Linked DNA regions of Homo sapiens: all the other regions are linked to region 3. The links are chromatin contacts, found by Hi-C or POLR2A ChIA-PET in ENCODE. All regions are on one chromosome and are shown on one strand. The core of a region is the stretch at or near the end of the contact, and the rest is flanking DNA. Distances in the headings are between cores, read along the strand shown.

Region 1 (2,700 bases), core at 64-2,563, 140 kb before region 3:
TTTTGGAGGAACTGTCCCATATCATATTAGATATGTTTCATTTTCTATTTTAACTTTTTACATTAAGTATAATTTATACATTACAATATAAAAGTTGAGTTGTCTTTGACTAATTGACATGATATATTCTGTAGACATTTAAATAAACATTCATTTTACTATTGCAATTTTCCTTTTATTTTGGGGTCATTACTCCCCCTACACCCCCCACATCCCAATCCTGATCTCAAACGTTTCCTTAGGTCTGGAAAACTAATTAGCAGTGTGCTTGTGGTGACTACTGGTAAAACTGACCATGCCGGGCAAACTTTAGGTAGTGGAAGTAACAAATGTTCTTCCTAACTGAGAAGAGACACAGAATATATACATTGGCAGCACTACATTTAAGCCAGCCATTGGTGGCATTTCATTAACACTAGCAACAAAACGTGGGGGCATCAAAAAGTAAATTTAACAAAATTAGCCCACCCCCTATTCAGATGTTCCCTATTGTTATTTTTGTACGACAGGGCTGTTAGGCGGAGACGGAGGTTGCAGTGAGCCCAAATTGCGCCACCGCACTCCAGCCTGGGTGACAGACCAAGACTCCATCTCAAAAAAAAAAAAAAAAAAAAGTACTTCGATATTCTCTTATAGCTACAAAAAACAAAAGGCACGTCCTATTTTGAGCGCATCTCCCGCCTAGTATTTCATGAATTTGTGGGGTTGGTTGGTGCTCCCGCTGCAAAGGCCGTCCGATCTTGAGACAGAGGCTCAGGCCTTGCCGGCGACGGGCAGGGACGGGCGGTGGCGGCCTCCAGGGGGAACCCGGGTCTTGGGGCGGGGCGGGGCGGGGCGGGGCGGGCAGGGCCTCCGGGGGGCACAGCCCCGCCCTCCCCCTGCGCCGCGGCCCCTGGACCCCGGTGCCTCTCCCGCCCGCAGGAGGCCCCGCCCCGCCGCGCCGCGCTCTCACCGCGGGGAGGGGGCGAAGCTCAGCCTTTCCCGAACTACCGTTTGCCTAGAGCGTGAAACGGAGCGGGTCGCGCGCCCCGGCGCTCCGGACGGAAGGAGAAGGCAGCGTGGCGGCCCCACCCCGAGTCCCTGGCAGCCCAGACCTGGCGAAGGGTGAAGAAGCCTGGCTCCAGAACTAGGTGGTCAGGGGGTCAGGTAGTAGGAAGCCACGGAGCCGGCTCTCCCGGGTGCCTCGCGCCTCCCGGCGCCGCCCAGCGCCCTCTGCCCTGGACCTGCAGACTCGACGTCTGGGTGGGGGCAAGAGTGTTCCGATGGCGCCTCGGCTCGCGCTTAGCGATCCTGCGCTCGCTCACTCTGCAGCGCCAGCCTCGGGATTAGGGGAGAGGAGTGTAGTGCGGAGCTGTATGCAGAAGAGCGTGCGGCCAGCGGAGACCGCAGTCTCGCCGCATGGGAGCCTCGCAAGTGGCTCTGGAGTTGAGTCCTGATTCCAGAAGAGCTCCAGGGAGGGAGGGGAAGGAGGGAGAAAAAAAGGGAGGGAGGGAGGGAGTGGGGGGAGGACGGGATTAACCCGTTATAATAGCTAATATTTATATAACACTGTGGGGCAGGTGGTATTGTGAGTGCTTTCACATATTCATTCAGTCTTTATCACAACCCCAGGAAGCGGGTACTATTATTACTGTCACTTTACAGATGAGGCAACTAAGGCAGAGAGAGGTTAAGTAACTTGCCGAGGTCACACAGCTAAGAAGTGACAGTGAGGATTTGCACCCAGTCCATCAACTCTAGGCCCTGTGCTTTTCAACAGTCAGGGAACGCGGCAGGAGGGCACTGAGTCCTCTAAACGGCCTTAGTCATGGGAAGCAGAGATGAGTTTGCTCTGTAGATAATTCGGTATGCTCTGGACACCTCAGATTATGGGGAGAATGACAGTTGGGAGTAGGTTACATATTTTTGAGAATTTGTGAGATTATGTCTAAGTCATAGCAGAAGAAGATATAGTATTTCTTCACTCTTAATGTTGAAGGCAAAAAAAAAAAAGTTATAAAGGAACAAAAACACCTAAACAGCCCATGAATAGGAAAAACACAAAGGAATATAATACATCAAGCATTTAAAAAAATCTCGAGAACAGGGGATACACTTGTGCTCTTTAGTACTTTCTAAGTGTTTCTAATTTTATAATCAGGAAATATGTATATAAGATATATGTATATATAATTGCTGTGTACATTGTATGTATTTAAAAAAAACTTGGGGGGTTATAGCTTAATGAGAATTTGACATCAAGAATAACATCTTTGAGACCAGCCTGGCCAACATGGTGAAACGCTGCCTCTACTAAAAATACAAAAATTAATCAGGCATGGTGGTGCACGCCTGTAATCCCAGGTACTCGGCAGGCTAAAGCGAGAGGATCGCTTGAGCCTGGGAGGCAGAGGTTGCAATGAGCGAAGATCATGCCACTGCACTCCAGCCTAGTCGAGACTCCATTTCAAAAAAAAACAAAAAATGACATCTTCAGTTTTGAAAGGCCCCAGATCGACACTTGTAATATGAATGTCACATTCTGGGGCATGGCCCATTCCAGAAAGTGGCTAAAAATCTTCTATATATTTACTCTGTATTATTATAGTCATCTGATGCAAAAAAAAAAAAAAATTGTAAACTTTGGTGGGGTTGATATTTTAAAATTAAATTTAATTGGAGTTCAGACTTTTATTTTAGGTAACCTTTTGAAAAGGTTAC
Region 2 (2,500 bases), core at 1-2,500, 160 kb after region 3:
GGAGTGATCCTGTATTCAGTGTGTCAAGTCCACCTCCCCTTGGGGAGCCTTAAGAAGCCTCAGCCTGGGGGGATCATGTATGGCCTTCCTCCTAGGAGATGTGTTTGGATGATTAAATCCACGAGTGTATCTCAGTCCTTGGTGCAATGCCTGGGGCCGGATAGGTCCAGCGAGGTTGGATGTCGGCATGTAATCCCAGATACCCCACCTTCCACAGCTGTGCATCAGTGTTTCAAAGGAAAGTGATCTACACAGTTTTATTAAATAAACAACAGCAGCAACTTGTGTGTGGGGTAGGGAGTCTTAAAATCAGCAAGGTAAGGATAGAACGATGTCTCCATGTCTATCTGTGCAGAAACTGTCTTGAAACACTAGGACACTGTCATGGGCTGGATTGGGTTGTTCTTCACTCCCCTCAATTCATATGTTAAATTCCTAACCTCCAGTATCTTGGAATGTGACTGTATTTGGAGACAGGGTTTTTACAGGGGTAATTAAGGCAAAATGAGGTCATTAGGTCACCCAATATGACTGGCGTCCTTATAAAAGGGTTAATTTGGACACGGACACATACAGAGGGAAAACACTAAAGAGCTATAGAGAGAGGAGGGCCATCTGCAAGTTAAGGAGGGAGGCCTGGAACATATTCTCCCTCTGAGTCCCAAGAAGGAACCCACCTTACTGACACCTTGATCTTAGACTTTCAGCCCTCAGAAATGAGACAATAAATACCTTTCTGTTGTTTAAGCTGCCCAGCCTAAAGTACTTTGTTATGTATGGCAGCCCTAGACAGTTAATACAAATATTAATATCAACAATTCGTCACAATGATTCCTTTTGGGTTTTTAAATGCAAATGAGTGCCTAAACACCAGAGATGATTTTCTCTTTAGCTGAATCATGTGAGTATTCTGAGTCAAGTTTATATTTTTAATAAGTTAAAACATTTTGCCTTCCCCTTTCCGTCATCTGGTTGTGGTCATCTGATTTGAATAACATCTGCTTTCTTTTAGAATGAGAACAAAGCCGTTACACTCATATATAAAATACCTTCTCACCACCTGTTTTGGGGGATTAATGGTAGTTTAAAAATTAAGTGCAACTCAAGTTGTGGCCAAGCAAGGCCGACTGACTTCCTGAGATGTTAGGATCCTGTTCTTGGGGCCACCTCATTTGTTTGCATGGCTCCAGGGGACACCTTTCACATTGGGTATGACTGGAGCATCATCCTTGAAGGTGGGTGACTCTGCAGCCCTGCCTACCCTCTGGTGACATCTGAAGTGTTGTTGACATCAGCTTTAATTCAGAGGAACTCTACACAAATGTCTTGGGTACTCCTGTGTGCTGAATACTGTGGGAAGACCATTCTTCAAGGACTTTATGATCCACTCCAAAGGTGGAAAGGCAAGCCCACCTTCAATATGACATAGAACATGGTAACAAAATAGATGTGTAAAGCACTTTTGCTACTTAGAAACACTTTAGATCCATTTGACTATTTGATTTTTTCTAGCTTTCTTGAGGTATAGTTGACAAACAAAAATTGTATACATTTGCAATGTACAATGTGATGTTTTGATATATGTCTTAGTCCATTTTGTGCTGCTATAACAGAATACCACAGACTAGGTAATTTATAAAGAACAGAAATTTATTTCCTCACAGTTCTGGAGGCAGGGAATCCAAGATTGAGGGTCTGGCATCTGGTGAAGGCCTTCTTGCTGCCTCGTCCCATGGTGGAAGGTGGAAGGCAAGAGAGGATGAGAGACAAAAGAAGGCCCAAATTGTCCTTTTATAAGGAATCCACTCCCCAGATAAATGCATTAATCCATTCATATGGGCAGAGCCCTCATGATCTGATCACCTCTTAAAGGTCTCACCTCTTAATACTGTTACAGTGGTAATTAAATTTCAACATGAGTTTGGGAGGGAACAAACATTTAAACCATAAATACAGATACATTGTGAAATGATCACCATAGTCAAGCAAATTAACATATCCTCCACATTTACTTATCATTTGTGTATGTGATGAGAACATTCAGGATCTACTCTTAGCACATCTCAAGCATACATTCTCATGAACTTTCATAGCCATGCTGTACCTTAGATTTCCAAAATGTGTTAACTTTGAGTACCTTAAACTTTTTGAGGTAGTCTGTCACGCAGGCTGAAATGCAGTGGTGTGATCTCAGCTCACTGCTACCTCCCCCACCTGTGTTCAACTTATCTTTCCACTTCAGCCACTCAAAGTACTGAGATTACAGGTGTGAGCCAGAATGCTCAACCCATAATTCAAACTTTATACCCTTTTGTGACCGGGAATTGGTGGGGTTTTGGTCTCACTGACTTCAAGAACAAAACCGCAGACCCTCATGATGTGTTATAGCACTTAAGGTGGCACATCTGGAGTCTGTCCTTTATTGATGTTCAGATGTATTTGGAGTTTTTTTTTTCTGGTGGGTTCACGGTCTTGCTGGCTCAGGAGGCAAGCTGCAGAC
Region 3 (2,700 bases), core at 83-2,582:
AAAAAAACAAAACCGTCACAGCATGGAAACAAATCCGACTTCGTTGCTATTGCTGGCTAGGGCAGCCTGCTTTTATACTCTTATCTGGCCCCACCCACATCCTGCTGATTGGTAGAGCCAAGTGGTCTGTTTTGACAGGGTGCTGATTGGTGCGTTTACAATCCCTGAGCTAGACATAAAGGTTCTCCAAGGCCCCACCAGAATAGCTAGATACAGAGTGTGGATTGGTGCATTCACAAACCCTGAGCTAGACACAGGGTGCTGATTGGTGTGTTTACAAACTTTGAGGTAGATACAGAGTGCCAATTGGTGTGTTTACAATCCCTGAGCTAGACATAAAGGTTCTCCACGTCCCCACCACACTCAGGAGCCCAGCTGGCTTCACCCAGGTGGAGCTGCCTGCCAGTCCCGCGCCCTGTGCCTGCACTTCTCAGCCCTTGGGTGGTTGATGGGACTGGGCGCCTGGAGCAGGAGGCGGCGCTCTTGGGGGAGGCTTGGGCTGCCCAGTAGCTCACGGAGAGTGGGGGAGGCTCAGGCATGGCGGGCTGCAGGTCCCGAGCCCTGCCCCGCGGGAAGGCAGCTAAAGCCCGGCGAGAAATCGAGCGCAGCGCCCGTGGGCTGGCACTGCTGGGGGACCCAGTACATCCTCCGCAGCCGCTGGCCCGGGTGCTAAGCCCTTATTGCCCGGGGCCGACAGGGCCGCCCGGCTGCTCTGAGTGCGGGGCCCGCCAAGCCCACGCCCACCCGGAACTCCAGCTGCCCCGCAAGCGTCGCGCGCAGCCCCGGTTCCCGCTCGCGCCTCTCTCTGCACACCTCCCTGCAAGCTGAGGGAGCCGGCTCCGGCCTTGGCCAGCCCAGAAAGGGGCTCCCACAGTGCAGCGGCGGGCTGAAGGGCTCCTCAAGTGCCGCCGAAGTGGGAGCCCAGGCAGAGCAGGCGCCGAGAGCGAACGAGGGCTGTGAGGACTGCCAGCACGCGGTCACCTCTCAATGGCACAGCCCCCAGGCCTGGTCTTGCTCCCTTTTGCTTGGTTATTAGTATTTGATGCCAACGCAGCCTAAGGTTCCACTCTCGCTTGCCAATCCACTGTCAGCAACTTGTTTATTGTGGTGGTGGTGGTTGTGGGGTGAGGGGTTGGGGATATGCTTGGGCATTTTCCTTCATTTTTATGATCTTAGTAACACATTTAAAAGTGCACTTGCTGTGATTTACTTGGCATCTAGAAGTGTTGCTGCAGGAGAGCTTTTCAGATGTCTTGTCTGCCACAGAACAGGAAGTGAAAGTCTCTGCATGGTTTTTGACCTCACCCAGACACGACACAAGAATCTCTGACCCACAAAACATGAGATCCTTGTTGAGCCGGGGACCCCGCCTTAGGTTTCTGGTGTCGCTTCTTAAAAATGGCCTTTGTTCAGTGCTGCTTCAATTCCCCGAAGGGTTCCTTCCAGCAGTGGAGCAGAGCACAAGCTTTGGAAAAGGCCGCCTGGTTTTTAGTTTGCGTGCTGCCTCTTGTAGGGGTGGAGCCTGGTCAAGTGACTTGAGCTCTGTAAGTTTCGGTTCACCATCTGTAACATGAAGATAACAAAACCTTCTTACAGATTGTCAGCTCAGGCTGCGAGACATCAACAGAGGACATACCTTCCATCCATGATTCAAGAGTTCAGATGACACACACTTGGATTCTGGGCAGCTTTACTCTCAATACATTCTCATCAAACACATCACTGGCTGCATCGACGTTCCAGCGCATCAGCCCACTTTATGGGAAGAAAGAAATGGGGAGAGATGAGCAGAAATCAGACTTCTTAGCAGACACAACCCGAGGCAGGGTCAGCACCTGGGCCGTCAGGATCCCAGACAGGATTTCAAGCTCCTCCTGGGATTCTAGTGGGGAAGGTTTCTCCTGACAGGACTGAGGACACACTGGCACCTTGCGTATCAGCTGGGGCAGCTATGGAAGCTAGACTCCCTTTCTTTCATAGATGGGGAAAGTGAGGCCCGAAGAGGTGGGGGAGCTTGTTCAGGGGTACTCAGCTGCTGGCAGAGCTGGGCCTGGATGCAGGACTGCATCAGCCTCTTCTGCCTCTGTCACTTCCCCACAAGGGCAGATTCTTTCTCACCTTTTCCTCCTCCTTCTTTGTGTATACACTTAACCTGCTTCATGAGGAGATATGCTACTTTAAATTTTGTTATAATTTTTATATACCTCTATGAATGTTTTTAGATTATGGTCATCAGATTCCAAAATTAATTTATGTTTTGTCTTCACTGGAGTACTGCATATTCCCATGTAGATAGTCACCATGCTTGCAGCATTATTTAGGATTCTTTGATTGTAACTGCTGTACACTCAACTCACAGCATTAAGCAAAAAAGGCAACATCTTGCCTCACATAACTGAAGAGCTGAAGAGGAAAAGCTCCAGTTCAGGCAGGGGTGGATGCAGGAGTTCACAGCGTGTCACTAGGAAGTTGTCTCTCTGTGTGGCTTGGCTGCACCGTCCTCTGCCTGGGCTGCATTTGTAGGCCAACGCTGTCTATGTGTTGGCCCCTGACCCACTTACTTCATCACAGCTCCAAGTCCAGAAACAAGAAAGGTCTCTCTTTCCTGATAGGTCCAATGAACCCCTGAGTTCAGTCTCACTCCCTGGGGTGGTTACAGCTAGGCCACGGAACACTGTGATCAGTCAGGGCTGTGAACTG

What was found. A loop is a pair of places that touch in the nucleus more often than their neighbours do. ChIA-PET counts read pairs that join two places held with the same protein, here RNA polymerase II (POLR2A). Pooled maps may share reads with other maps.
Region 1: a pooled map shows a loop between it and region 3 (2.4-fold over the local background). The contact joins two enhancer-like sites. A Hi-C loop is called at or near these places in 4 of 50 pooled maps. POLR2A ChIA-PET finds 5 or more read pairs at or near these places in 7 of 52 experiments (A673, CD4-positive, alpha-beta T cell, HCT116 and 4 more).
Region 2: a pooled map shows a loop between it and region 3 (3-fold over the local background). The contact joins two enhancer-like sites. A Hi-C loop is called at or near these places in 1 of 37 single-sample maps with no recorded cell type and 5 of 50 pooled maps. POLR2A ChIA-PET finds 5 or more read pairs at or near these places in 9 of 52 experiments (CD4-positive, alpha-beta T cell, HEK293, T-cell and 6 more).

The regions. Positions count from the first base shown.
Region 1 is chr6:3,161,309-3,164,008 of GRCh38, reverse strand. No RefSeq gene overlaps it. Among named protein-coding and RNA genes, the nearest start is that of TUBB2A, 5.1 kb to the right of the region's middle. RefSeq lists silencers at 813-872, 963-1,352, an enhancer at 627-1,437 and a cis regulatory region at 603-1,495. Within about 2 kb of position 1,313, at least 36 of the 41 ENCODE cell types and tissues checked have a DNase peak (open chromatin) inside an H3K27ac peak, as active enhancers do; they include CD4-positive, alpha-beta T cell, where a contact is called at or near this core.
Region 2 is chr6:2,861,546-2,864,045 of GRCh38, reverse strand. It overlaps the pseudogene SERPINB9P1. Among named protein-coding and RNA genes, the nearest start is that of MIR4645, 8.7 kb to the right of the region's middle. RefSeq lists an enhancer at 1,012-1,341. Within about 2 kb of position 1,250, at least 8 of the 41 ENCODE cell types and tissues checked have a DNase peak (open chromatin) inside an H3K27ac peak, as active enhancers do; they include CD4-positive, alpha-beta T cell, where a contact is called at or near this core.
Region 3 is chr6:3,025,808-3,028,507 of GRCh38, reverse strand. LOC101927759 (a long non-coding RNA gene) reads right to left here. Exons shown (of 3, transcript NR_152848.1): 2 at 1,637-1,755; 3 at 1,074-1,563. Among named protein-coding and RNA genes, the nearest start is that of NQO2, 27 kb to the right of the region's middle. RefSeq lists enhancers at 1,391-1,550, 2,519-2,628. Within about 2 kb of position 1,332, at least 11 of the 41 ENCODE cell types and tissues checked have a DNase peak (open chromatin) inside an H3K27ac peak, as active enhancers do; they include CD4-positive, alpha-beta T cell, where a contact is called at or near this core.